Regions from separate parts of the Homo sapiens genome. Here region 2 is linked to region 1. Evidence: read pairs that join two places in POLR2A ChIA-PET (ENCODE). Cell type or tissue: CD4-positive, alpha-beta T cell. All regions are shown on one strand. Links, peaks and the distances in the headings refer to the core of each region. The heading gives the core; the rest is flanking DNA. Region 1 holds the start of MSMP (microseminoprotein, prostate associated). Region 2 has its middle 18 kb from the start of OR2S2.

The links. ChIA-PET counts read pairs that join two places held together with the same protein. Peaks named below come from ENCODE experiments on the same cell type or tissue, not always from the same donor. Only the 100,000 strongest peaks of a DNase experiment are listed, where the experiment ranks them.
Region 2: POLR2A ChIA-PET joins it to region 1 with 6 read pairs; 2 of 35 experiments call an interaction of 5 or more read pairs at or near these places.

The regions. Positions count from the first base shown.
Region 1 is chr9:35,754,263-35,768,406 of GRCh38, forward strand. RGP1 (RGP1 partner of RAB6A GEF complex) reads left to right here. Exons shown (of 9, transcript NM_001080496.3): 9 at 1-4,323. MSMP (microseminoprotein, prostate associated) reads right to left here and starts at 14. Exons shown (of 3, transcript NM_001044264.3): 1 at 1-14. RefSeq lists a silencer at 2,735-3,054. In CD4-positive, alpha-beta T cell, for the core only: a CTCF peak has its summit at 2,435 (motif pointing right); DNase peaks (open chromatin) are centred at 2,489 and 3,279; H3K4me3 peaks cover 1,732 bases; H3K27ac peaks cover 1,583 bases.
Region 2 is chr9:35,932,245-35,947,426 of GRCh38, forward strand. It overlaps the pseudogene PGAM1P2. Among named protein-coding and RNA genes, the nearest start is that of OR2S2, 18 kb to the right of the region's middle. In CD4-positive, alpha-beta T cell, for the core only: no CTCF peak of the experiment used is centred there; a DNase peak (open chromatin) is centred at 8,447; H3K4me3 peaks cover 424 bases.

The DNA of each region.
Region 1 (14,144 bases), core at 1-4,000:
ATCTCCCTGCCCTCTGCTCTCACAGGCTGGGGATGTTTATAAAGTGAGGACCCTGGCCCCCTGCTGAGTAGAGCTGGAAAAGTTGTAACTCTGTTTCCTGAGGTGAGGGCATGAAAACAAGAGGTCTAGCTTTAACAAGCTGTGAGAGCTGATTCATGCCCCGGCACAGCTAGAGGGAGGGAGGTGGCCATGGAGGGGGCACTGGACTGGGCACTTCCCCAGCAAGGAGGCAGGAGGGGCGAGGGCCCCCAGGTGGTCCCCAGATCTCTTCCCTGACCTGGAGAGAAGGAAGCATTCCACCTTCCCCCTTTCTCCCCCACTGCCACCACCAGGGGTGTGTATGCTGGGATCCCTGCCTGGACCGGAGGGAGGCATTTCCTGGGGATGGTTAATCCTGTGCCCCAGCCAAACCCAGGAGCTGCAATAGGGTGCGACGGCCAGAAGCTCCAGGAGAGTGAGCAGGCACCTGGAGTGGAGACTGTGTTTCCCTCAGATCCTAGGGCAGGGTTTCCCTAATGTATCCAAGAAATAGGGCTGCCCCTCAGAGATGGTGGGGAGGGTCTCTTTTCCTCAGGCATTCCAGAGGTGAACTGTCCATTGCTTATCACCTTCAAACATACAGCAGATGTGGGATCACCCCACATCTGGGGATGGTTCTTTCCCCTTTCAAAGAGGAGCATCTCTAAGTGCCCTGATGGGATGAATCACTCCAGGTTCACAGAGGTGTCCTCTCTTTCCTCCCATATATAATGGAGTGAGGTTTTTAGGAATTTATCATTTGGCATCCTCTGAGTTTCCCACAGGTTCTGGAGGAGCCCAGGATGGATTATTGAGAGCATGGGCTGTAGAGACAGTCTTCTTGGATTCAGATCCTGACTCCACTTAGCTATGTAACCTGGTCAGATTACTTCACCTCTCTGAGCCTGTTTCCTCATCTATAAATTGGGGATAGTAATGCCAACTCATTGGGCTGTTATGAGGATTACTGAGATAATGCGTGCAGTGCTCTTATCACCATCTCTGGTGCGTAAGCGTCAGGAAATAGCAGTTGCTGTGATTGGGGCTAAAGCTCTGAGGCAAAATGGGCGACATTATTTTCTTTGAATGACATTAAGCAGTTTGTGCATAGCTGAGGGCTTCTATTGGGGATGGCTGTCTCCTGGCATAGACCTCTGCACCTTTCACACTCATACTCCTTGTCAGCAGTCCCCAACCTTTTTGGTACCAGGGACCGGTTTTGTGGAAAACAATTTTTCCACCAGTGGATGGAGGGGGATAGCAGCGGGGAGATGATTTTGGGATGAAACTGTTTCATCTCAGATCATCAGGCATTAGATTCTCATAAGGAGTGTGCAATCTAGATCCCTTGCATGCGGAGTTCACAGTGGGGTTTGCACTCCTGTGAGAATCTAATGCCTCTGCTGATCTGCCAGGAGGAGGAGCTCAGGCGGTAATGCTCACTCGCCTGCCGCCCACCTCCTGCTTTGTGCTCCCGCTTCCTAACAGGCCACAGACTGGTACTGGCCTGTGGCCTGGGGGATGGAGACCCCTAATCCATGTCACCTTTCCCACCTCTTTCAAAAACAGGTACCTCCAGGAACATTTTGGTTTTGGCCCTTGTATTGACTTCTGAATGTCTAGTTTGAGAAACTGTTCCCAATAAGCCTTCTTCCCCCAGATCTGCACCCTCGCCTCTACCCTAGGACAAGATGTCCTTTTCTCATCATCCTGCCAGGCTAACTTTAAGTCTCCTGCTTTTTCTCACTTGGATTTGGATCCATTTCTTCCTATTTCCGCTCATGTGAACTCTCCAGTTCTCCTTTCTCACCACTCTCCTGCTAGCCATCTCTTTGGCACTAAAGGCCCTGGTCAAATTGGATTTCTTTCATTTTTCCACACTTCAAAGACCCATGTTCTAGGTATTCTCCATAGGGATAGTCTCTTTGGCATTTATTTGGTTTTTCTACGTTTTCAGTCCCATTTACTCCAAGACTCACTCCCTGCCACCTAGTGCATCAGATACAGCTACTTCTGGCTGACTTTTCAAGGGGGACCACCCTACCTGTCATCTCTTCACTGTTCAGAAATGACTGTGTCAGTGCACCTCAAACTCCCTTGCTGTCCTTTTCCAAGGAGACAGCTAAGGTGGATGGAGATGCAGAATGGACCTCACGTTCGCCCTAGTCAGGACTGATACCCTTTCCGTTTCAGAGGATTGCCAAGAAAAAACTCACAGTTGAGGCAGGGTGCTCTGAGGTCGGCTGCGGTGTGGGAGGCACGGCCTGGGCCTGCTCTCTGGGCTGGAGCAGGTGGATTCGAAGGCCTGTCTAGCACGAGGGCCCAAAGGTCTTGTCAGTGGCCAGTAGCTCTGCCGCCTTTCCCAGAGAGGGGGTCCAGGGGACATCCTGGAAGGCTGGGCCCTGGGCCACCTTCTGCTCTTGCAAGCTAGAGCCAGCCCAATAGGGGGCGGATGTGAGTGGGGAGCTGGGGCGCATGAAGGTGGGGGTGATGCCGAAGGGGAAGGGATCGCCAGTGGGGATTGGTGCGTGTGCGGAAACGGGGACAGAAGTGAAGGTTCATCGCCTATAACGAAGATGAGGTAGGCATATAGGGGCTTCTGGAAAGCTAGAGGCTGGGCTGAGCCAGGAGTCCTCTCCCAGAAGTTGGGGGGCGGTGCAGAGGTGTGGGTCGAGCCCGCATGCGTGCCTGCTGGGGAGGGGGTGAGTGGTGAGGACCAGGCCCGCTGGGTCCTGGGGGCGCGGTGGCTGGCGCGCAGGTCCCGGAGGGGGCGGCTGGCGCGCACTACACGCTTGGGAACAAGGAAAACATCCGCCGGAGGCCCGGCCGGGCGGCGCTCCAGCCTCGGGGCAGGTGCGCGGAGAGGAAGTGAGAGCATTCCGGCCCCCCCACCCCAACCCCGGCCGCTGGCCCTCTGGTGAGTCACAGCCGACCCCCGCCGCCGGAGGGAGAGGGGAGCTGCGGGCCAGAGCCCCGGAGGGTCTGGAGGAGCCAGGAGGGTTTCTGGGAGCAGAGGGTCACTTAGTGGGCTTCTGTCGTGGTGTCGCTACGGGCGCGAAACGGACACTGAACACAGTCTGACTGTATGGAGGCAGGTGGGGAGGGATCCCCTGGGAGAACTTGGCGGGCCGAGAGCAGACCCCAGGGCAAGGAGGGGCCCCCGAGGGGGAAACCGGGAGTCGGGCAGGTGGCGTAACCCAGAAAGGGAAGGAGAGCCGGATTGATTGGGGTGAGAGAGGAAGGAAGCACGCCAAGTTAGGCCTGGGAGAACTGAGGGACCTGAGGAGGGAGGAGGGAGACCAACACAGGGTGGGAAGGCGGAAATGGCCAAACCCCAGGCATCAGGTCTGTCCAGAGGCTGACGTAGACAGTGAAGGGTGAAGGGTAGGTTTTAGGAGTAGGGGGAGTTATGATTATTTGGTTACATTTTGGGATTATTTGGTCTCACAGGTAGAAGGGAGCCTGCTGGTCTCTGTGTAACGGATGGCTTAAAAGCAAGGTTGTCTGCGTCTTGGATTACTGTCTGCCATTCAGCCTTTGCCAAAAAATTTGGCACTGATCTGCACATTTTTATAGTCATTTAAAATTGTATGACTCTGTCAAATGATTTAAGTAATTTTGGTGGATTTTTAAAAATAAAAAAATAAAAATAGAAAAGTTGCACAATCTAATTCAATATTTGACTTAAAACCAAAAGTGAGGCTCTCAGATTGGTAATATGGTATTCAGCCTTTTTCTTGTTTGGCTTTTGTGCCATTTGCCCCTCACTGACTTGATTGAATTCTTTGTGGCTGATGCCTCAGTTTTTCTGGATCAGTAGTGCTGCACTTCCACTTTTCCTCTCCCTCATTTTACTGTCTTTATTTTTAGCCTTTTTTCTGTGTAGCCCTCTAACCTGCCCTTTATATTTTGAACCAAATAAAACATTTCTTGGAATGGGAGCTTTGGACTACAGTATACAGACAAACAACTCACAATTTTAGCATATGAGGCTACTATCTTCTGTGGATGTGTATGTAATTATACAGTTTCTGTATTTATCCTGTGGCTGATAGAAAAAGTTAAAGCTGTTTAATTCACCATAGTATTTCTACAACACAGCAATTTATTAGTCTGACTTCTCTTCTAAAATCAACTCTAAAATGGTATTTTGTACTTGTCTCAGAGACGAATTCTGCCATGATCCTTATGATCTGTGTTATGTTGGGCCAAAGGTGATTACTTTATAAATTATAAAGATCCCTAAACTCTGCATTGCCTTTGGTCCCAAACAAGCAAATCTGGGTCAATTAATGAAAAAAAAAAGAAAAGAAAAGAAAATGTCTTACTTTGGGCCCTGTTGCACTCTCCCGTGCTGTTTTAGCCCCAGCCCTACTCTATTCCCAGTGGCCTTTGCCTTCATTCCTTCTTTGCTCTGCTGGGCATCTTGAGAGGAAAACTTCACACCGACTTCCTCTACTATAAATTCTCTCCCTCCTCTCAACTCTACACTTCTCTTTGCCAACATACACCACTACTGCTTCACTGATTTTTTTTTTTTAAGCCCACAGTCCTTTCTGGCTCTTTTCCACCTTTAACACTCTTATGTTGAAATCTTCCGTTTTTCCTCCTTTCTCTTTAGTAAGACCTCAGGTTTTTAAAAAAGCTAGGCTTGATTGTTTATTCTGCATGGTCCACTTCTGCCTTCCTTCCTCTTCTATTACCCTTTTCTTATTCTAGACTGTTTTTAAACTCAGTTATGCTTGCTTTCACCAAAGCCTTAACCTTTCCTGTGATTAGAAAAAGATGCTTATGTTTCCATTACTTTTCCTACAAGAAAACGCATTCTCAAATTCATATCCACTTCAAACTCTCCCAACGTTTTGCATCCAGAAGCATAAAGTGGCCATTATTGTGAAGTCCACTGAGTGACCATTTAAGCTTGGTGTTATGCCACACACTGTATAGTGAATTTCATAATCCTGGTGCCAGATTTCTAAATTATTACAGACAATAGATGATGGACTGGGCACAGTGGCTCACACCTGTAATCCCAACATTTGGGGAGGCCGAGGCAGGCAGATTGCTTGAGACCAGGAGTTTGAGACCAGCCTGGCCAACATGGTGAAACCCTGTCTCTAAAAATACAAAAATTAGCTGGGTGTGGTGGCGCGTTCCTGTAATCCCAGCTACTCTGGAGGCTGGGATGGGAGAATCACTGGAACCTGGGAGGCTGAGGCTCCAGTGAGCCGAGATTGCATCACTGCACTGCACTCCAGCCTGGGTGACAGAGGGAGACCCTGTCTCCAAAAAAAAAAAAAAAAAAAAAAAAAAAAAAAAAGAATTCTTTGCTATGAAACTGAAATTGCTTCTCCACTTTCCCTTCCCTCTCATGATCTCTCCTCAGTAAAACCAAGGTGCATTTTTCTGGACCCACCTATCTTGGGGGTGATTAGGAGTAGAGGGTTGTAAATACTTAAAATTTTTTTCCTTTCTGATATAATTATTGATCTCCTTCTAGAAGTCCTGTCGTCTTTGCTGGAGAATTTTTATTTAAGCATCCTTTTGTAGAAGAATCTCTAATGTCCTTTTTTCATCCAGATCTACACTTGATGAATCCTAAAGCTATTTCTACACAGTTCCTTTATTCATTTTTCCTTTTTTTTTTTTTTCATTTTTTGTGCCTGTTATTTTTCATGGGTTTATCATCTCTTTACAAATGGGCTGCGTCCACTGAGGGGCAGCATTGATTTCCCGCTGCTGTCACTCAGCGCCTCAGCCTCCTTTGATCCCTTTTTTGGTTCACCCTTGTTGCCCATACTTACTTTCCTTTATTGTCAGTTCTAATCTTCTCCTTTTCTATCTCTTTAATGAAATTCACCATTTTAAAAAAGATTTCTGGGGTCTCAAAAGTTTTTCAGGGGATCTCGCATAAGTCTCTGCATTGTGACCTAAACTGTGTAGCACTGATTTCCAATGGATTGGGGCTGATGGGCGGGGTGGGGGGCCATTGTTGGGAGAGCAGAATATCCTCATGAATAGAGTTTCTCAGTGACACTGTTAACATTTTGGAGGATAATCCTTTGTTGTGGGGGGCTGTCCTGTGCATCGTAGGATGCTTAGCATCTGCTCAGTAGATGCCAATGATATTATCTCAGATGTGACAACCAAAATGTCTCCAAATCCTGCCAAATGTTCCTGGAAGACAAAATATACCCTCTACTCCAGTGTATAGAATTACTGTACTAGAATATCAGCTTTTTGAAATTGATTAAATGGTTATACTTTCTCTTCCCAACTGCTGATTTGTAGCTGGAATTTTAAAAGTGTGGTCTTTGACTTACTTGGTAGGTGGTAGCTTCTTAAAATTGCAGGTTCCTGAGCTTATCCTAGACCTACTGAATCAGAAACGCTGAAGGTAGAACCCAGAGATCTGATTTTTACAAGACACTACCTTCCCACCCCCAACCAGGTAATTCTGCCCTAGGCTTGACCCTCCTGTGGCATAACTGCTGCATTATCTACATTTTTTTCTCCTGCAAGTCTTCCTGGTGTTCCAGCTTTGCTTCCGCTTTTGGCCCCATGATGCCAACACAAATAAGGAGGCCTCAGGTTACCAAGACAACTGGAGCACAGGAAACTGTACAGGCTCAGTGCTCCCACAAGCATCATGGACTGTGATTATGCTGGCTTGCTTTCTCCTTAGGGACTCAGCCATACTTCCTTTTCCCCATCCCCAAAACTACCCAGACTGGCAGAGACTGAGGCCCAAGCCACAGATCCTGATTTCACAGACCTGGTAGTAGATTTATGGGGTGGGTAGGATAAGGAATGATGAATGAAGCTTTCCTTCTAGCATTGATATTTCATGTCATTTTGGTGATAATTGAATTTGTAATCATGAGAACTACATTTCCCTGGGAGTTGGTTGTTAGATGCAAGTTTTGGAATCAGGATGCTTCTCTTTATTTATTATGTTATTTATGCCTGCTTCACTGGACCTTGAGTCTTAGATGTTTTTGCATCCCTAGCTAAATGTCTTTACAATTTGCTTTGGGCCAAAAGGTTTGGCAATCTACTTCTAGTACACTGGAAGCAGCTAATGTTCAGTAAGAAAAGAATATTTTTAGGGCCAGGTGCATGGCTCATGCCTGTAATCCCAGCACTTTGGGAACATGAGGCAGATGGAGTGCTTGAGTCCAGGAGTTCAAGACCTGCCTGGGTAACATGACAAAACCCTGTCTCTACAAAAAAGAATACAGAAATTAGCCAGGTGTGGTGGTGCACTCCCGTAGTCTCGGCTACTTGGGAGGCTCAGGTGAGAGAATCACTTGAGCCTGGGAGGTCGATGCTGCAGTGAGCCATGATTGTGCCACTGCACTTCAGCTTGGGTGACAGAGCAAGACCCTGTCTCAAACAAACAAACAAACAAACAAAAAACCCCAAAAAAACAAAAACAACCAAATAATGAATTTGGGTTCTATTTACACTTAGTTATCAAAGCTAGTCATTTTTTAAAGGAGGATCATCTGGCTTGATTAAATTAAGTTTCCTTAAAGCCACAAATAAATGAAAACCTACTTGCACTTAGATGCTTTAAAATACTGACTCTGACTGGGTGTGGTGGCTCACACCTGTAATCCCAGCACTTTGGGAGGCCGAGGCAGGCAGATCACTTGAGGTCAGGAGTTTGAGACCAGCCTGGTCAACATGGTAAAACCCCCCATCTCTACCAAAAATACAAAAAATTATCCAGGCATGTTGGCACATGCCTGTCATCCCAGCTGAGGCAGGAGAATCACTTGAACCTGAGGCAGAGGTTGCAGTGAGCCGAGATCAGTGTGAGATTCTGTTGAAAAAAAAAATTCAACTTGATCCAAAACAGGAGCAGGCTGCCTCCATGGTATATTCATGTCATGCCAGAGCAAGAGCAAGGGAGAATACAAGGAAATAAGGCAGACATGATAGCTCTCCTCAGACAATTGAAGGACTGTCATGATGAAGGAGCAATTAGATTTACTGGTTTAGTTCCAGAAGATAGATTAAGAACTTTTATTTAGTGATGGAGGACAAATTTTGGCTTGATAAGGAAATTTTGACTCATTTGAGGACCCCAAAGTGGAATGAACTGAATTGTTAGGCAGTAAATTTTGGCCATATTGTTCATATAGAGGTTAGATGACCGTTTGCACAAGGGTCGGATGAGGTTTTAGACATTAAATTGGGTTCAACCTGCAAGGAGAAGCAGGCAGATTTAGGAAAAGTCAATTCGCCCTTTTTCTGTCATATGATTCTGTGGCACTATTAAATTCATTATTATTTTTCTAGGCACCTCTGTCAATTTTACCCCCTCAAGTAATTGATAATAGAGTTGATAGTAAAGTCTTTAGAGATTTCTCAAACTTTGTTCCTCAGCCCTCTGGAGATTTCTGAAGGATGCCTCAGAAGTGGCTGAGAAGGGTGAAATGAAGGCTAGCTGGGGCTCTGAGCCCTTTTACCTATGCTTCAACCAGAACAATCTTGCTTTTATTTGTTTTACAAATTAAACGTACTGGCTTCCTTGAAGATTTTCTTTTTAACGGAAAAAAAAAAACAGTTCTGCTGTTAAAAAAAAAAAGTTAAAGGCTCTGATATTTCAAGGTGTTCCTTTTATTGAAAGGGAAGCTGAGATACGGAAGAAGTGTCTTGCCAGAGGTCACACAGCTAGTAAATTTCAGAGCTGGGATTCAAATCTAGCTCTTCTAGTTCAAATCTTTTGTTTCTTCCACTCTACAAGTCTGCCTTGTTAGAATTCAATGAAAGCTTCTCTCCATTCTACTGGCCACCACTGTAATCCAGAATCTCATTTCTTCTAATTTACTATTCTGTATTAGCCACTTAACTAGTCTCCTTGCTGTCTAATTCTGTTCTATATTATATATACTGTTGCCATTTTATTCTTCTTGGAACATTGTTTTCGTCCTGAGATTTCCCTGTTTAAGAACCTTCTCCCTATCTCTTAGAACTTTTCAGGCTAACCTTGTGTTAGCATTCTTTAGGATCCTCATTGTTCAGCTGAATGAGAGCCTAAATCCATCCTATTATGAGTAATTAATGGGCTATATAATAGTGAGATTAACGGAGTCCCTCCCTATTCCTAGACTTCACCTTTGGCAAGATTTTCATGTGTACAGTTTTAATCAGGCATGACAAGAAGATACAAAAGAAACAGAAAATCACAGCCCATAAAAAGCAAGTTACATAATAATATGAATAATACAATCCTATTTATATCTCACATGCATGCATTTTTTAAAACAAGAATGAGATATATAGAAATTGCCTGGAAGAAAACACATCAGACTGGGCGCGATGGCTCACGCCTGTAATCCCAGCACTTTGAGAGGCCAAGGCAGGCAGATCACCTGAGGTCAGGAGTTCGAGACCAGCCTGGCCAACATGGCGAAACCCTGTCTCTACTAAAAATACAAAAATTAGCCGAGTGTGGTGGTGTATGCCTGTTATCCTAGCTGCTTGGGAGGCTGAGGCAGGAGAATCGCTTGAACCTGGGAGATGGAGATTGCAGTGAGTCAAGATCTTGCCACTGCACTCCAGTTTGGGCAACAGAGTGAGACTCCATCTCAAAAAAAAAAAAAAAAAAAGAAAAGAGAAAAGAAAAAACTCATCAGACTGATGACAGACATTAACTCTGATAAGAGAGATTGAGAAAGGAGAGAGAGGAGGGGAGGAAGAGGGACTTCCTTTTTTTACTCAGGAGGCTGAGGTGGGAGGACGGCTTGAGGCTAGGAGGTTGAGGCTGTAGTGAGCCATGATCATGCCACCACACTCAGCCTGGGAGACAGAGTGAGACCCTGTCTTGAAAATAAAATAAAATAAAAAGAAGAAGAAGAAAAAAGAAGTGAAGTGTTTTGTTTTCCCACAATGGAGATCTTTTGAAGCATTATCCTTTTGGGAAAAAGTTAATTTCAATTCTTAGCACTTGGTCTGATTTTTAAAAATTCGACTTAAGCTAATGATGAGAAGTGTGCATATTCACACTCTTTAACTCCTGTGGATTGGATAACAAATTAACCTCCATTTCCACTGGACAGAGAACTCATTCTTCCGGTATGTTTCAGAAGGCTAATGGAGCAAGGATAACCTTATATTACTAATGGGCTGCTTAATCTCTATAATGATTTGTTGGCCAGCTACTATTGATAACAAAAAATACTTTTAAATAACTGTTTCAAAATACTTTTTTCAACTTTATTGAAATATAATTTATATACAGGAAGATGTACCCATTTAAAATGTACAATTCAGTGAGTTTTAGCAGATGTATATACCTGTGTAATCATCTTCCCAGTCAAGATGTAGAACATCTCTGTCACCACCCCACCACTGCCCCCAAATTTCCTTATTACCCTTTGCATTTACTCCTCACTCATTGCAATCCACACTGATCTGGTTTCTATCACTGTAGATTTGTTTTGTAGAGTTTCATGTAAATGGAGTCACAGAGTATGTATTCTGCATTTGGCTTCTTTAACTCAGCACACTGTTTTTGATATTTATTCATGTTTTTATGTATATTAATAGTTTGGCCAGGCACGATGGCTCACTCCTATAATCCCAGCACTTTGGGATGCCGAGGTGGGCAGATCATGGGAGGTCAGGAGTTTGAGGCCAGCCTGGCCAACATGGTGAAATCCTGTCTTGACTAAAAATACAAAAACTAGCCAGGCGTGGTGGTGCACACCAGTAGTCCCAGCTACTCAGGAGGCTGAGGCAGGAGGATCTCTTGAACTCAGGAGACAGATTGCAATGAGCCAAGATGGCGCCACTGCACTCCAGCCTGACAACAAAGCAAGACTCTGTCTCAAAAAAAAAAAAAAAAGAAGTCCATTTTTATTGCTGAGCAATAATTCATTGTATGGACATACAGCAGTTTGTTTATTCATTCATCTGATGATGGATATTTGGGCTGTTTTCCACTTTTTTGGAAGCTGCTATGAACACTCACATTTAAGTCTTTGTGGACATATGTTTGCATTTTTTTAAGATAAATGCCTAGAAGTGAAATCTTAGATCCTGTTGTAAGTGAATGTTTTACTTGATAAATAAAAGACTGCCAGTTTGGTGCAGTGGCTCATGCCTGTAATCCCAGCACTTTGGGAGGCCAAAGCAGGCAGACTGCTTGAGTCCAGGAGTTTGAGACCAGCTTGGACAACATGGTGAAACCCCATCTCTACAAAAAATACAAAAATTAGTTGGGTGTGGTGGCCCAGGCCTGTAGTCCCAGCTACTCGGGAAGCTGAGGTGGTAGGATCATCTGAGTGTAGGAGGCGGAGGTTGCAGTGAGCCATGATCTTGCTTCTGCACTCCAGCCTGGGTAACAAAGCATGACCCTGTCTCAAAAAAAAAAAAAAAAGTTACTGATTTATTCATAAAATAAGATAAATTTTTAAAAAAGAGAAGTGCCATACTGTTTTCCAAAGAGTCTGTACCATTTTCCACTTACCAGCATTATATGAGAGTTCCAGTTGCTTTGCATCCTTGTCAGCACTTAGTATTGTCAGTTTCTTCTTTCTTTCTTTTTTTTTTTTTTTATGAGACAGAGTTTCGCTCTGTTGCCCAGGCTGGAGTGCAGTGGCATGATCTCGGCTCACTGCAAACTCCACCTCCTGGGTTCACGCCATTCTCCTGCCTCAGCCTCCTGAGTAGCTGGGACTACAGGTACCCGTCCCCATACCTGGCTAATTTTTTTATTTTTAGTAGAGACGGGGTTTCACCATGTTAGCCAGGATGATCTCGATCTGACCTTGTGATCTGCCCACCTCGGCCTCCCAAAGTGCTGGGATTATAGGCATGAGCCACCGTGCCGGCCTTAGTATTGTCAGTTTCTTAAAAAAAAAAAAAAAAAAAAAAAATCTAGTAGGTGTGTAGTGCTGCCTCATTGTGGTTTTAATTTGCATTTTCCTAATGTTTAATGACATTGAGCATCTTTTTATGTGCTTTCTTGTCACCAGTATCTCATATTTGGTGAAATCTATTCAAAGTATTTGCCCATTTAAAAAACTGGAATGTTTGGCTTCTTGTTACTGAGTTTTAAGAGTTCTTTATATATTCTGGATACAAGTCCTTTGTGAGTATATGAATTAAAAATATTTTCCCCTAATTGGTGGCTTGCCTTTTTATTTTCTTTATAGTGTCTTTTGAGGAGCAGAAGTTTTAAATTTTGGTGAAGTCTAATGTTTTGCTTTTTTCTTGTATGGCTAGTGTTTTTTGTATCCTGCATAAGAAATCTTCCCTTACACCAGGTCACAAAGATTTTTTTCCTACATTTTCTCCTATATCTAAAAGTTTTATGATTTCAGCTTTTACATTTAGGTCTTTTATGTCTATGATCCATTTTGATCGCATGCTTAATTTTGTTCTCACTGCACAAAAGACACAGTAGGAAAGGAAGAATCTGGAATAAAGATGACTGCCTCTTTCAAAAGACAGGTTGTAGAATAGAAATATTAAACTTTTGTTCTGTGTATTATATTATCTTCATCTAATATTGATTAAGTAGTAACTGTTCAGTAGTAAAATATATATAGATTACCTACTCTGAGTCAGGCACTGGAGATACAGTAATGAAAACACTAGACAATGTCCTTGCTCCCTTGGAGTTTATATTTGAGTGGGTGAAATTGTGTTTTTATTATAATGAGCCTCCATTGTATATACAGTAAAGTCAAGAAAAATGTTGTTGCCTCTCTGTGATTTCTCAAAACCTCAGTTGAAGGAAGCATTTTAGATTGTTGGTAATCTTCTTAATATTATTGTATGATAGAGCATGAACCTCTTTCCAAAAAGAGTCACTGATCTGCAGAGAAAAGGGAATCTGGGGCTGCATACGGCCAACTATAATACAATGTGTCATGTGATAGAGCAGTACTGCATGCAGAATCATATCAAATGATCTCATGTTCCTGTTACTGTTGAGGTGTAATGACCAGCCTTAATGCTCTTTTCTTTGGTTTAAGCAAATTGGTTTTTTTTTTTTTTTTTTTTTGCCGAAAGAGTTCATTAATACTACATTTAGAGAACTCTTAGATCTCTTTTCTGATAGCCAGAGGACCAGATACCTTCTATAATTAGCCATTCATGTGTTCCTTAAAATGAGTCATACTATGTGTTAATGATACCACCATTCTTCAAGCCACTTCAAGTATCAAAAATAAGTTCCATTTACTATTAACATTTATAAACTAATACCAATATTAAATAGCCAAATAATAAATAGGGTTAAATCAGAGCAGGATGAGCTCTATGATCTAGTCTTGGATGATGAGTAGGATTTCAGTAGATACAAATAAAGAGGGCAGATTAATTTATATTGATGGATTTGAGGAAAAAGATTACATCAGCAAATACGTTATTCATGGCTTGATTCCTTTATCATCTATCCATAGCAGACATCATTAAATTCATCATGGCATTCTTTCTTGCTGAGCCTGGACATAGCCTGGTAAGACTAGAACTAGATAATAGGAAAAGAAATGTAGACATTAAGTGGACATTTGTTGTTGTTGTTGTTTTGCACTCTGTCACCCAGGCTGGAGTGCAGTGGCACGATCTCAGCTCATTGCAGCCTCCGCCTCCCAGGTTCAAGCGATTCTTGTGCCTCAGCCTGAGTAGCTGGGATTACAGGCGCCCACCATGACACCCAGCTAAGTTTTTGTATTTTTAGTAGAGACAGGGTTTCGCTATGTTGACCAGACTGGTCTCCAACTCCTGATCTCAGGTGATCTGCCCGCCTCAGCCTCCCAAATTGCTGGGGTTATAGGCATGAGCCACTGTGCCTGGCCAGATTTTTTTTTTTTTTCTTTAAGACAAGGTCTGGCTCTGTCGCTCTGATGCAGTGGCTCACTGCATCCTCCCACCTCACCCTCCCAAGTAGCTGGGACCACAAGCATGTGCCACCACTCTTGGCTAATTTTTGTGTTTTTTGTAGAGATGAGGTTTCACCATGATGCCCAGGCTGGTCTTGAACTCCTGAGCTCAAGCGATCCACCCACCTTGGCCTCCCAGAGTGCTGGGATTACAGATGTGAGCCACTGTGCCTGGCCGTGGACAGGTTATTTTGAAAGAGACATCAGTGAGACTTTATGGAG
Region 2 (15,182 bases), core at 6,501-10,500, 180 kb after region 1:
AACCAGCCTGGGCAACATAGGAAGACCTTGTCTCTAGCAAAAAAAAAAAAAAAAAAAAAAAAAAAAAAATCAGCTGGGTTTGGTGGTGTACGCCTGTAGTCCTAGCTATGTGGGAGGCTAAGGTGGGAGGATCACTTGAGCCCAGGAGGTGGAGGCTGTAATGATCCATGATCATGCCAGTACTTCCAGCCTGGGTGACAGAGTAAGACTACGTCTTAAAAAAGAAAAAAAATAGAAAGCTTAAAATTGCCATTAATGTGCACATGTACCCTAAAACTTAAAGTATAAAAATAAAAAATAAAAAATAATAAAAAAAAATTGCCATTGGGGAAGACTAAGAGGATAGACTTTTTTTTTTAATTTTTGAAAAGAATATGTACTTTTTCTTCAAGAGTAAAAGTTAGTTTCTAATCCTCTGTATTCAGATTTTATTGCTATTTTTCATTTTCATTTGTGCTATCCGTAATAAAAGTAGTACTTTTTATTTATAAAATGAAATTCATTTCTTTTTTTACCATGGTAAAATATACATAATGCAGCATTTACCATCTTAACCATCTTTCAGTGTATAGTTCAGTGGCATTAAGTCCATTCACGCTGTTGTGCAGCCATCACCACTACCTATCTCCAGGGCTTTTTTCATCTTTCCAAAGTGAAACTCTGTACCAACCAAATACTGTAATACTTCCCCACTTCCCCCTCCCCCTAGCCCCTGGTAACCACCATTCTACTTTCTGTTTCTATGAGTTTGAAAACTCTAGGTACCTCATATAAGTGGAATCATACAGTATTTGCTGTTTTGTGACTGGCTTATTTCGCTTAGCATAAAGTCCTCAAGGTTCGTCCATGTTGTAGCATGTGTCAGAATTTTCTACCTTTCAAGGCTGAATAACATTGCATCGTATGCATATAATAATTTTTACTTTAAGAATTCTTATTATTCTTAAAGTAAAATTCTTAAAATCTCAAAGACACATAAAAACACAGAGAATAGTATAATGGGCTCCCGGGTACCTGTTCTCCAGCTTCAACAAACTCGCTTTATCTGTACTTCCATCCACTCATCCCCTACCTTATCAAGCTAATTCCAGGAGTATTGTTTAATTTGCAAATATTTCAGGATGTATCTAAAAGATAAAGGCTCTTATTAAAAACATAACCACAATACCATTCTTAGGCCCCCAAACATTTCACAATAAGTCTGTAGTGTAATTAACTCTCAAGTCAGTGTCTAAATTCCTGTAGAGTTTTTTCATTTGATTGTATTTTTTTTTTAATTGTAACTAGCCATTTAAGCTTCCAAAGATCCGAGTGGTAGAGAGGGGTAGTTCGAAACCAAGATAAATGGAATTTGTACAAATCGGACTGCAGTTAAATTTCATGTTCTTGGAACAATCTTTTCAACAGTCTTTTCCTTGCCTGTCTGTTCCAGCCTGTCTGCTCACCTGTAAAAGCAACAAGAGTAGGTAGGAAAACAATTACTCCTTTGCAGTTGAGACACTCCAAAGATTAAGCCTGTTAATTATTTGTACTCTCTGTTCTGGATTTGGCTTCTTCTTACCCTCCTCCAGGAAAATTGAGTAATGCCTAGTTTTGAGATGGGTAAGAGGATTGTCTCTTGAATGTACGTGGAACTATTAACAGCAACTTGAAAATGAAAAGAATTATGACTGAAAAAGAAAGAAAAAAAATGAGTAAGAGATACTGGAGGACATTGTAAGATGGATCTAAGGATAAGGATAAAATAACAAGATTAGCCAGGGAATTTCTAGGACAACAGTTGGAAAATCATACCCTGGGTAAAGGATGTGAAAGAAGAGATTTGGGGCAGGAATTTTACCAACAATCTAAGATAAAACTTTCCTATCTTGTAATCATTATTGTTTTATGTTAAATTAGAGTTGCCAGATAAAACACAGGATGCTTAGTAAAATCTGAATTTCAGATAAACAATGAATACTTTTTAAACTATAGCTATGACACAAAGTATATAGACATGCTTATACTAAAAAAAGTATTGTTTGGCCGGGAGCGGTGGCTCACTCTTGTAATCCTAGCACTTTGGGAGGCCGAGGTGGGTGGATTACAAGGTCAGGAATTTGAGATCAGCCTGGCCAATATGGTGAAACCCCGTCTCTACTAAAATTACAAAAATTAGCTGGGCATGGTGGTGGGCGCCTGTAGTCCCAGGTACTCGGGAGGCTGAGGCAGGAGAATCACTTGAACCTGGGAAGCAGAGGTTGCAGTGAGCCAAGATCGTGCCACCGCACTCCAGCCTGGGTGACAGAGCGAGATTCCGCCTCAAAAAAAAAAGTATTGTTTATCTGAAATTGAAATTAAATTTGAGCAACCTGTATTCTTATTTGCTGAATCTGGCAAGTTCATATTAAATGCATGGTAGCCAGGCACGGTGACTTATGCCTGTAATCCCAGCACTTTGGGAGGCCGAGGCAGGCAGATCACCTGAAGTCAGGAGTTCAAGACCAGCCTGACCAACATGGTGAAACCTCATCTCTACAAAAATACAAAAAATTAGCCAGGCGTGATGGCGAGTGCCTGTAATCCCAGCCACCTGGGAGGCTGAGGCAGGAGAATCACTTGAACCTGCGTGGCAGAGGTTGCAGTGAGCTGAGATCGCGCCATTGCACTCCAGCTTGAGAGACAGAGTGAGACTCTATCTGAAAACAAACAAACAAACAAACAAATAAATACATAAATAAATAATAAAAAATTTAAAAAAATATTAAATGCATGGTGATTCAACTTGTAAAACCGAGGACTATTTGGCCTTTAGGCTCTTAGTTTTCTTTCTTGGGATATGATTGAGTTTTCCTTATTCAGTCTACTTTTCTTATATATCTATCTAACATTATAGCATTATATTTTAAAAATTGGCCCAGTTTACATTAGCACCAAGTATAAGTGTATAGTCATGCACTGCACAATGATATTTTGGTCAGTATGTATGTTTTGGTCAATGATGTGTGGTCTGCATATATGACAATGGTCCATAGTTTATGATTCCATATTTTTACTGTACCTTTTCTATGTTTAGATACACAAATACTTACCATTGTGTTACAATTGCCTACAGTGTCCAGTACAGTAACACACTGGACAGGTTTCTAGCTTAGCAGCCATAGGCCATGCCATATAGCTTAGGTATATATTAGGCTAGGTTCGTGCAAGTCCAGTCTGTGATGTTCCCACAATGATGAAATCGTCTAATGACGCATTTCTCAGAATGCATCTCAGTCTAAACAACGCATGACTCTACTTATTTTCTTCTACACTTAGCAATATTAGGTCTGATTAGTCTTTTCATTTTTGCTAACCTGCAGGGCAAAATGTTTGAGAGCTATTAGTTTAGAGCACTTCTTAAATGAGGCAAACTTTTCTCTTGTGATTCCTATAATCAAGGTTTTATTCAAAAATAATTTTAAATTTTATTCTATATTATAGGAATGTGTACAATGAAATGTAATGATGTATAATACATTGGCTGTTTTTGAATTCCAACCATGGATTTCCCAGCTACTGGCAGTGAAACTGATCTTTTCTGTACGTACTCAAGTCAACACTCAAGAATTTCAACTTACCTTTAGCGAAAGCAAATATTTATATTTAAAAAGAAAACATTTGAATTCAGAATTCATTAAGATAAAAAAGTTAGCAAACTACAGATGCCTTGTTAGTTGACAGTCCTAATGGCGACGTCTAGGTCAGATAACTTATATTGACTTAAAACAGCATTGTCTTGACTTTCCACAGTCGTATTTGTGATTATGGAAATAATTTTAAAAAGACTAGTCTCTTTAATTTACATTTTCACAAAACGCTGTTGAAAGAGCAAATGTCTGCTCAGTTGTTTTTCCTTTGCTTAAAAAAAAAAAAAGTGCCAGGAATCCCACCCCACCCTGCTGCTGGGTAACAGTCAATCATTTATTATTCCTGGATCAAACACAAGCATTCATGCCTATGAAAACGTTTGGCAATGAATGGGATCTTGGTCTCTACTAAAAACAAAAAATGGCTAAAAGGAGACTTCAATTTATGTTCAAATTCTATGGCTGAATTCCTATAATTCCTAACTGGTGAAAATATTGGCAAGCTACAAGATTTTACTTAGAGTCAGATTTACTTCTTTGGTGTATGCCCAGAGGTGTTATTGAAAGCTATTTGTGGCCAGCTTTCCAGGAGACCAAATGGGCCTTAAATGGAATGAATATTGGCCCTGCAGTACAGTGCACAAGGAGAAGGAGGAGAATTGGACACTTTTATTAAAAAAAAAACAAAACTCATTGGTTATACTTAACTAATTTCTACATAGAAGTTTTAGTATTTGGCAAAGCAAAAAGTCATATCTCAGAATCACCAAACTTACTATATCTGAACCCTTTCTGTTGTATTTTGGTATTAATCCAGGAGTTATATATATTATTAAAATCCTCATATAATCATGTAATCAGCCTCACTACCTATTAATACAATGACTTTCAATCCAGACTCAACAGTTTTCCCTTCCTCAAGCCTAATCAGCCTGATATGGTTTGGATGTTTTGTCCTTTCCAAATCCCAGGTTGAAATGTGATCACCAATGTTGGAGGTGGGGCCTAGTGGGAGGTGTTTGGGTCATAGGGGCAGATCCCTTATGAACGGCTTCATGCCATCCCCATGGTAATGAGTGAGTTCTCACTGTGTCAGTTCACGTGAGAGCTGGTTTAAAGAGCCTGACACCTCCATCCCCTCTCTCTCACTCCCTGTCCTGCCAGGTGACACGCCTGTCCCCCTTTGTCTTCTGCCATGAGTGGAAACTTCCTGAGGCCTCACCAGAAGCTGAGCAGATGCTGGTACCAAACTTGTACAGCCTGTAGAACCACAAGGCAAATAAATCTCTTTTTGAAAATAGATTACCCAGTCTCAGATATTCCTTTATGGCAATGCAAAATGGACTAACACACAGCCCTAAACCTAATTAAACCCCTAGAAACCATTACATCCTCCAAAGTAATCAATTCCCCCAAAACTAATCATACCCCTTCCCCTAAGCACTCCCAATCACCAAGTTAACCACTAGCCATGATCCACCAATCATCCATGAAACAAATGTCATTGTGGCAGAGACCACTAATCTTTCAATATCCATTTTTCACTTCCTCATTTCACCAATAAAACCCTCTACATTTTAGCTGAGCACATGACCTCACAGACAGATATGATATCTCCTGCAATCCTTTGCATCTGGGTAAGGCCATATGACTAACTTCTGGGTAATGAGATGTTTGCAAAAACAATGCGTTCAACTTCCAAGTCAAGTCCTTAGGAAAAACTATCCATTCTTTCTCTGTCCCCCTTTCTTTGGGCTGGACGGTTTGAAGGGAAGTGGTGAGCCGGATTTAATCATTTGCATGAGGACAACACTATAGGGTAAGGTGGAGCAGGAAGAAAGAATGGGGCACCCAAGTCTTCTTGGGGAGCAGTGCAGCCTACATGCCTTGGACTGTCTACTTTGGCCCCAGATGTAATGTAACAAGACTACGCATCTTAGCAAGATGAAAAATTGTTTAAAAAATTAAGTTTCCACTTTGGGAGGCCGAGGTGGGTGGATCACGAGGCCAGGAGATCGAGACCATCCTGACTAACACGGTGAAACCCCGTCTCTACTAAAAATACAAAAAATTAGCTGGGTATGGTGGCAGATGCCTGTAATCCCAGCTACTCGGGAGGCTGAGGAAGGAGAATGGCATGAACCCAAGGAGGCGGAGCTTGCAGTGAGCCGAGATTGCACCACTGCACTCCAGCCTGGGCGACAGAGCAAGACTCCATCTCAAAAAAAAAAAAATAATAATAATTAAGTTTCTTCCTATGACTAATCTCTGTGTAGAAGCAAACAAATAAAATAAAAGACCCTGGAGACCTGATAACCTCCCAAGCCTCAGTTTCCAATGTAACTAACCCACAAAATGAAAAGTTTTCCTTTAAACTGTCTGAAAATTTTAGCCAGAAAATAAAGTGACTTTCTCATTATGTATCTGAAATCCTGTTAGTCTTAAAAAAAAAAAATGCTTTGATGCTTGACTTCCTCTGAGTCTAAAAAAAAAATCCTGTAAAACTATAAAGCTACTTCCTAAAACTAATTTAAACAAGGATGACGGTGGCTATTAAAAAATTCTTAAATTTCATTCAGTTCAGAATGGTTAAAAACAGAACACACAAGCAAGGTGTGTCAACTGCTCTGGTAAAAAGCAGCAGCAGGTTGCTGTCAGTGCTCATGTGCCAGGGTCCCCCAGCCCAGATGCACATAGGCCCAGGGCCGTTGTCTCGCACCTACAGTTGCAACATAGTGTCTCCCTGCCCCACAGGTCAAATCCCGAGGTGTGGTCAGCCCACAGAAGAATTTTGGAGGGCCCAGCACTTTCCAGGGCCTGTCACTTGGACATTAAAACCTGCGATCATCCAAGAGAAACAGAGGTTGGCCCCCCAAGTATCCCTGTTACAGTCCAGGAAGGTGAAGTCACTGGAAACTTTTGGTGAGAACTTTGTGTTCCCTTAGCGGTGAGGATTTGGGAGAGATCAATGAGGTACTTTAGGGTTAGGGACTTTTAAAACTAAATCTGGATGGTAAATCTAGATAGAATAGGAGCCCTTAGTAAGGCTGGTGGACCATAACGACAGACATTCAACACCTGTGGGATGAGTCAACCTCTTCTCAATCCTCAGTATTTTGAAATGGATGGTGTTGATTTGTACCACCGTGTGTATTATGTGGGCCTGTGGCTGTCTGGCCCAGTGTTGCAGGGTTTTTGCTGGAGTTGTATCGTTCAGGTTAACTGTCACAGCAATAAAAAAAATATGAGAGTGGTTCATGCAGATGATAGTTGTGTGATCCAAGCAAAAACCACCACTTGGTAGTTCCTATAGCTCCCTTACCCAGTGAGTTTGGTGAAATGGGGTTAATTGAAGCCTCAGGCCCAGCTGTCTCTTATAACGGGATTTTCTACCAGAAGATTCAGTTGAGCCATAATGTGCACTTTGAAGACTATTTGTGAAGGTTGCTGAAGTAAAGGAATGCAAGTGTTTTACTAGTGGTGAAATCGATTCTGTTCCAAAGTGTTTTTTATGCTATTACAATAGCAACATTATGAGGAGGACAGTAACTCAGATATTTAGAGTACAGCTGAAGATTTACTTGTGTATGGAGAAGACAAGGATTGCATAGATCGTCTCCTTGGACAAAGGTAAAGGCAGAGTATACAAAAACAAAACCTGGCCGGGCACAGTGGCTGATGCCTGTAATCCCAGCACTTTGGGAGGCCGAGGCGGGTAGATCACCTGAGGTCAGGAGTTCCAGACCAGCCTGACCAACAAGGAGAAACCCTGTTTTTACTAAAAATACAAAATTAGCTGGGTGTGGTGGCATGCGCCTGTAATCGCAGCTGCTAGGGAGGCTGAGGCAGGAGAATCTCTCGAACCCAGGAGATAGAGGTTGCGGTGAGCTGAGATCACGCCGTTGCACTCTGGCCTGGGCAACAAGAGTGAAACTCCATCTCAAAAAACAAAACAAAACAAAACAAAAAAAACCTCCAGATGGTCTCTGTTTGTCCTTGGGTGCACTGATCAGCTGCAAAGAGGCAGTTTGTCTCTCAAAGGGCTGACAGAGTTATGAGGAAAGGCAGTTCTTAGTTGTATGCAGGTTTTCTGAGAATTCTGGCTACTTTAGCTATTGAGTGTTGGTCGTGCATCCCTGTCTGCGTCATGACGGCCTGTATCTTTCCATGGGTACCTGCACTATTTCTCTCATTGGAATTTGTTACATGTTTAGACTTTAGGAAATTAATAATGTGTGAATTCTGCAATGATGCTTTGGGGCCTGAGTTGAAACACGAATGTGCAAATATATGTCATAGCTGTTGATGCTTAGCTTGCAGAACAGGGGATGAAACCAGCATACTGCCATATCTCTAAGGCCATGGGTCATCTGGCTGCATGTTGGATAAAGCACAACACACAGTGAGATCTTAGAAAGCCCATTTCCTAGGATAGAGAATTGTGATAACAATTGTAAAAACATCTCATCTTCTCAGAGATATAAAAGTGAAGATTTTATTGTCATACCTTTTGGGAGTATGTCACAAAAGATGAAACGTTCTTGTTGTCTGGAAACAGCCAAAGAATCTAAGTCCACATATAAATGCATAATTTATTATTTCAGATGCGCATAAGGAAATAGTACCCATAATCCCAATTACAATTATATTGTCCACTTCATCAGAACCTGAGTGAGACTTAAGGGCAAAGAATGAGCTGATCGCGCTCTTTCTCTCTGATCAAGATCATGCTTTCCCTTTCTCCTCCCACACCTGCACACCCAGGAAAGGCATGCAGCAAGAAGCTCAAAATCTACAAGCCAGGAAGAGAGCCCTCACCAGAAACGGAAACAGCTGGCACTTTGATCTTGGACTTCCCAGGCCTCCAGAACGGTGAGAAATAAGTGTCTGTTGTTTAAGCCTATAGTCAGCCCAAGCTGACTAAGAAACATGGCCGCCCAGAATTAAGGCTTTATTTTTCAGCATCTTCTGCAGTGAACTGCATCTTCTGTGGCCACATGAATAAGTTCAGGCTAATAAGTTACAAGCAGAATTAAAGTATGGTAGCTTCTAGAAACCTTTCTTAGAGGACAGCTGGTATATGGCCTTTGCATCCCTTCCTCCTTGTCACTCTTTCTATCCTACTGCTTGGAATGTGCTGTGGAGCTGGAGCTCTTGCTGCCTTCTTAGACTGTGAGGTAATACGGACCACACTGTAGGGATGATTAAGAAGTAAGCTAGAAGGAGTTTGAGACCCTGAGGACTTGAAGGAATAGAGCTCCTACCACAGTCCCAGATTGCCTATGCTTCAGTCTCTACACAGGACAGAGAAATAAACTGCCATCTGGTTTAAACAGTGCTTCTGTGAGACTCTATTATTTGCAGTTAAGCCTAATCCTTGCTGATACACACCTTTTCCCTTATGTTAACTTGACTTCATGGGGCATAGTCCATAGGTCTCTAGGTCATTTCCTCTTAGTGGTGAGAGGCCAAATCTTGGTCCCTCTGATCACAAATACAACATGTTGAGAATGCTGTCTTCCTACCTGCAGCAAGGAATAGGGACATGTCTAGTCATCCCAGGGACTTAAGTTTTCCAGGCACTTCAATTCATTCCTGAAATAGTAGCCATGAGCTCCATGGGGGCAATGTGACTTCACTTTTACTCTGTAGGGAGCATCGCATATACAAAACATATAAAACACCTATCCTTTGCTTAAAGATGTCAATTCTTTCCTGAAAAACCTTGCTGCTCAGGGGAAAATAAATCATTAGATGGAAAAATATTTCCATTTATTTTAATGGGAAACCTATGATGCATTTCATTCTGACCAATGATATCCTCAATATTCACACATAGAAAAATCTATTGACTGAACAATGAAAGCAAGTTTATGTAAGAAACAATAATTAGAAAGTTATTAGGTAGAAGTACATAGGTAGAAGGCATTTATATGTGAAAGATACTATAGTGGAGCATATTTTACTCTCAAGGGAGGAAGAAAGATGTGAGTGGGCTGGTAGAGAAGAGATCGGAGAGGTCATTCTTTGGCAGGTGCAGTCTTCTTTCTGTACTATTTTCTTCAACAATTTTTCAACATTTTGAGGCTTCATAATCATCTTGCACTCAAAGGGCACCACAAATAAAATCATAGCACAAAAAATACTTTTAGGGCAAAATAAAAACTAAGTACGTGAGTGCTTCAAATAATGTAAAAAATAGTGCACGTGCACAGCCCACTGACATATCACAGAAGATGCTACCTATCTCTTCATCCCCCTTGCATGCCAATATGTTTGGGATTCTTTTTTAAAAAATTGTATTGCACATCACTCCTTTATTTTTTATTTTTTTGGAAGATGGAGTTTCGCTCCTGTTGCCCAAGCTGGAGGGCAATGGCGCAATCTTGGCTCACTGCAACCTCCGCCTCCTGGGTTCAAACGATTCTCCTGCCTCGGCCTCCCCAGTAGCTGGGATTACAGGCATGCGCAGAAAAAGGATTTAGTACAGTTATGCTTAAATGAACACTAGGCCCTTGTGGCAGGGCCAAGCAACTAGAACATGATTCAGAAATCAATCCGTGAAAGACATACTTGGACAGGACGAAGAGGCATTTCACCACCATGAAACAAGGCAGGTGAAGGATTCTAAAACACACAGCAGGAGGCACTCCTACCCCTCAGAGCTTATCTCATCTTGGTATGAGGAATGGCTTATATTCTGATGACCACATGTGGGACTATTTCAATCACTACAAGAAACACCAGAAAGGTTACTGTTTAGTATTATTTACATATACTATACTTTTTTTTTCGGTAAAAGTAAATGTAACACATAAACTAAATTCAGGATTGATCCCAACCTTCTAGAGCCAGCTCTTCTGGGGTTGGGGAGGAAATGTTGTTTGTCACATCATCATGCAGGTTACATTCATCTTCCACTGGAATGACTAGAGCCCCCAGGCAGTGGCCTGACTGCAGAAGAGCAGAGAACTGGCTCCTGGGGCCAGATAGGTGCTCTTGCTTCTCCTCATTGGTCATGGCTTAGCATGGTTCCTCTCCACAAATCCTTAGTAAAGAAAACACTGGCAAAAACCCAAGTCACTACCTTTCAACTCTCTTGGACAAGGGAATCTTTTCCTCAGCTTGGACTGAGAACCTGTGACCTAGAACTGCTATTCTGACTAGACTGTATGAAGGGAGTGGGTGCAGGAGACAAATGGCTAAAACGAAAATGTGAGCCACTGGTCCCCATCTGCAGCTACAACATAAGATGCCTACAGATGTGGTCAGTGTGACATGTGCAGGGGGCAGGGGCAGAGGAAGGGATGGCCAGGGAGGGTGTTCCGGGGGACAGTAGCATGCCTGCTGGCCTTCGCTTCTTAGCCTTGCTCTGGGCAGCCACAGCTTCCATGGCTTTACACAGAGTCACTTCATCCCCCAGGAACTGCATGGGCTTGATGGGCTTCAAGTTCTTGTCCAATTCATAGACGATGGGAATACCAGTCGGCAGGTTCAGCTCCATGATAGCCTCTTCAGAGAGACCCTCCAGATGCTTGACAATGCCCCGAAGGCTGTTGCCATGGGCTGCAGTCAGTACCCATTTCCCCTCCTTGATCTGAGGAACTATTTCCTTCAGACTCTCACCGGAGGATAGCTGATCTTCAGTGAGGTCTGCATACCTGCAACCCTTACTGATGTTGCTCTACAAATGATGGTCGGGCTCCATCGGAGGTGGTGGCACATCACAGGAGTGCCTCCAGATCTTCACCTGGGCCTCACCATGCTTCGCAGAAGTTTCTGCTTTATTGAGGCCAGCCAGACTCCCGTAATGCCACTCCTTGAGGCACCAAGTCCTCACTACTGGCAGCCGCATCTGATCAATGGCATCTAGCACTGTCCAGAGGATCCGATCGCTCTCTTCTGCACTGAGAGGAAGCAGGTGTCAAACTCATAGCCAGCATCTCGCAGAGCCTGCCTGCCGCGCTTTGCCTCCTTGTGGCCTACCAGGATTAGATTGGCATTGTACCAGCTGCTGAAGTGATTCTCCAGGTTCCACGTGCTCTCACCACATCTGATCAGTACTAGCTTGTAGGTGACCATGGCGGTGGGCTGGGGATGCAGCCTATGTTTTGGATTCTTGCAAATTCCTATTTGTTTCATATGGTATTCTCTGACTGGGACTTGCTGTGTCAAGTAATAAGTTGGTGAGTGTGTCTTTGCCTGAAATCAGAAAGTCAGAATATTCTTGTAGCATATGTCATTGGATAAAAACATTGTTGTACTGGGGGGAGAAAAAGGAGTCCTTGTCTGGGACGTAGTAGAAGCTTTCAAAGCCATAATGACAAGAAGTTGTCACTGAGCTGTTATTATGTGGATAAGTATGTAATTGGGATGATGGGGGTCAGAAAGAGTCAACACCTCAAATTCTCTTTTCAGGGTCTTACCCTGAGACAGTCAGTTAAGTCCTTACGAGGTAGGTGTGGCGAAAGTCAGGGAGGCTGCAGACAAACCTCTGCCACACATAGGCTTTTTGCCAAGGGCCCCAGGGCCTCAAATCTTTCCTGTTTTCTTTCAGCCAGACTTGAGGGACATGGGGTGTGGGTAGGGAAGAGTTTTAGTACTTCTACGAAGCTGCTGTAGGAATTACCAAAATGCTGTTTACTCAGTGACTTAAAGAACAGGACTGAGATATACCTCTGCCAGCCAGAGTCCATCTGAGAGTTTGTTTTGTGAAAGGAGGACCTGAGCTGTGTTGGGCAGTGAAAGCCCTTCTGGGAGAAGAATGGGATAACTGACCTTCACCTGCTTGCTCTGTCTCTGTTCTAAAATACGAGGAGAGCAAGCTCTATTCTCACTTGTCTCTGGGCCCTACCAGATCCTAGCAAAGTGCTGCCAGAGAAAAGGGCGTGGGCTTTGGAGTTAGAGTTGGATTCAAATCCCTGCGTTTCCTTCTCTGAACACTTTTAAACCTTTCTTATCTGCACCCCCACCCCCCAAAGAAAGTCCTCGTCTGCCCTCGAATTCCCCTTGAACTGCATTGCATAGTGTCTTCTCTTCTTAGCTAACTTCACTATATGCAAGTGTTCAATCTGCTGTCTTATCAGAGAGACTTTTTTTTTTTTTTTTTTTTTTTGTATACTGGACTTAGAGCTCCTTGAGTGCCCTTGGCATGTTCTGATTCCTCCAGCAGTTCAATTACACTAGGAGACATGTTTCTCTGGTTCTGTTTGCTCTTGTGTCTGGCTGCTGGGTTCCCAGCTGCTAGAGGTCTTTAGGGAGCGGCTATCCTGAGAGAGGGGCAGACACCATAGTCTGCCCATGGGGATAGGGGTGTGAGCCACTGGCCAGTTATCAATCCTTTAATAGGCCCCAAGTTGGAAGGGCTGGTAACACCTGGGACATCCCCTGCTGGGGGAGAGAGAACTCAGCTCCTCCTTGAGGACAGGGAGACTCCTCCCAGACCTCTAGCTCTTTTGGCAACACTGACATGGAAGCCACAGCCCTGCCCCCCTGTAGCCATGGCCTGTTCAAACTGACTCCCAGATACCACAGTATTCCTCCTTTTTCTTGCCTCAAGACTTTTTGAGGCTTGTTTCCAGGATCTCCTCTGGCACAGAGGTGAAAATTCCTGTTCCACTCCTGTCTGGTATGTGCCCACCCGAGCCACTGGCACTGCCCACACCTTTCAGCCTCAGCAGCTCCCTAGCTTAGGAGAACAGCAGCTGGGCTGCGGCTGGGTCGGGATGCATCATGGATGTTACAGAACAAACTGCCATTTTCCCAGATTCCTCCTTACCCCTGTCATCTAGAATCCATAATATTTTATTTTTTATATTTTAATCTTTGGTCTCTTTGGAATTCATTTTGGTGTCTGAGAAAGGGCATTCTGGAACTGAGATCCTAAACAATGAGCCTAGTTCTGAAAGTGTTGAGAAACCAGGATATAGGACCACCCAATGAACACTGCGGGGCTAAGCGGACAGGAACAGGAAGCAAACCGGAAGGAGCAAGAAGCTCTTCCCTCTTTTCCCAAGAGAGAGAGAAAAAAAGAATCTTTTCCCTCGTCTGGTCCTCCACGCTCCCTCTTGCGCCCTCTGTGGGTCGGTCTACAGGGAGTCACCTGCCAAAGTAGAAATGGGTTTTGAGTTTCAGCCATGTCACAAATTGAGTATAGAGGCATACTTCAGAAGCGGGGGGGACAATAGATTAACGATTAGCATATTAACTTTATCACAAATTAAATGGCCATATATCCTTGGGTCTAGTTCTAGACTTTATTCTGTACCAACGATTGATCTATTTATTCTTTACCAGTACCAAACTTTTTATCACTGTAACTTTTATACATGTTGATATCTAGTGGGACTAGTTTTCCCCTCCTGATCATTTTCCAAGACAAGTTTTCTATATGAATTAATTTATATATAATTGTTTATGTGAATTGGAATTAGCTTGTTAGTGATTGAGGTTGCATTGAATTTATTAATTTAGAAGGCTTGAAAAGTTTACATTTTTGAGATTTCTTTTCTTGCTTTCTTTCTTTTTCTTTTGTTTTGTTTTGTTTTGTTTTGTCTTTCTGGAGACAGAGTCTTGCTCTGTTGCCCAGATGGTGATCTCAGCTCACTGCAACTTCCGCCTCCCAGGTCCAAGCAATTCTCCTGCCTCAGCCTCCCGAGTAGCTGGGATTATGAGCACGTGCCACCACACCTGGCTAATTTTTGTAATTTTGGTAGAGACAGGGTTTCATCATCTTGTCCAGGCTGGTCTCAAACTCCTGGCCTCAAGTGATCTGTGCACCTTAGCCTCCCGAAGTGCTGGGATTACAGGTATGAGCCACCACACCCAGCCTTGAGATTTCTTATCCAAATTTATCTTTAAATTTATTAAAATATTTCTTTGAGTTATTCCAATAGAGTATTATGTTCTTATTTATGTACATACCGTGGATTCTTAACTTTATTCTAGGGCATTTTCCCTCCATTTTGTTGCTAATATAGAGGAACATTTTTTTCCTTATTATATTTTCTTCTTGGTGAGGGTCTGTATGAAAAACTGGCTTTTTTCATGTATAAGTATACTATCATCTACTTAACCATTATGCTATTTTGGGACATTTAGATGATGCTGTTTTTCTCCTTGGTAAATTACATCATAGAGATTTTTCTTTTCTTTTTCTTTTTTTTTTTTTTTTTTTGAGACGGAGTCTCGCCCTGTCGCCCAGGCTGGAGTGCAGTGATGCGATCTCGGCTCACAGCAAGCTCCACCTCCCGGGTTCACGCCATTCTCCTGCCTCAGCCTCCCGAGTAACTGAGACTACAGGCGCCTGCCACCATGCCTAGCTATTTTTTTTGTATTTTTTAGTAAAGACGGGGTTTCACCGTGTTAGCCAGGATGGTCTCAATCTCCTGACCTCGTGATCCGCCCGCCTCAACCTCCCAAAGTGCTGGGATTAGAGGCGTGGGCCACCGCACCCAGCCATAAAATCTCTATCTCTATCTCTGATTTTTTTTTTCTTTAGGATAAATTTTTAAGAATTCCATTATGAGGTCTAAGTATAAGAGCATTTTATTAGCCAGGCGTGGCGGTGTGCAC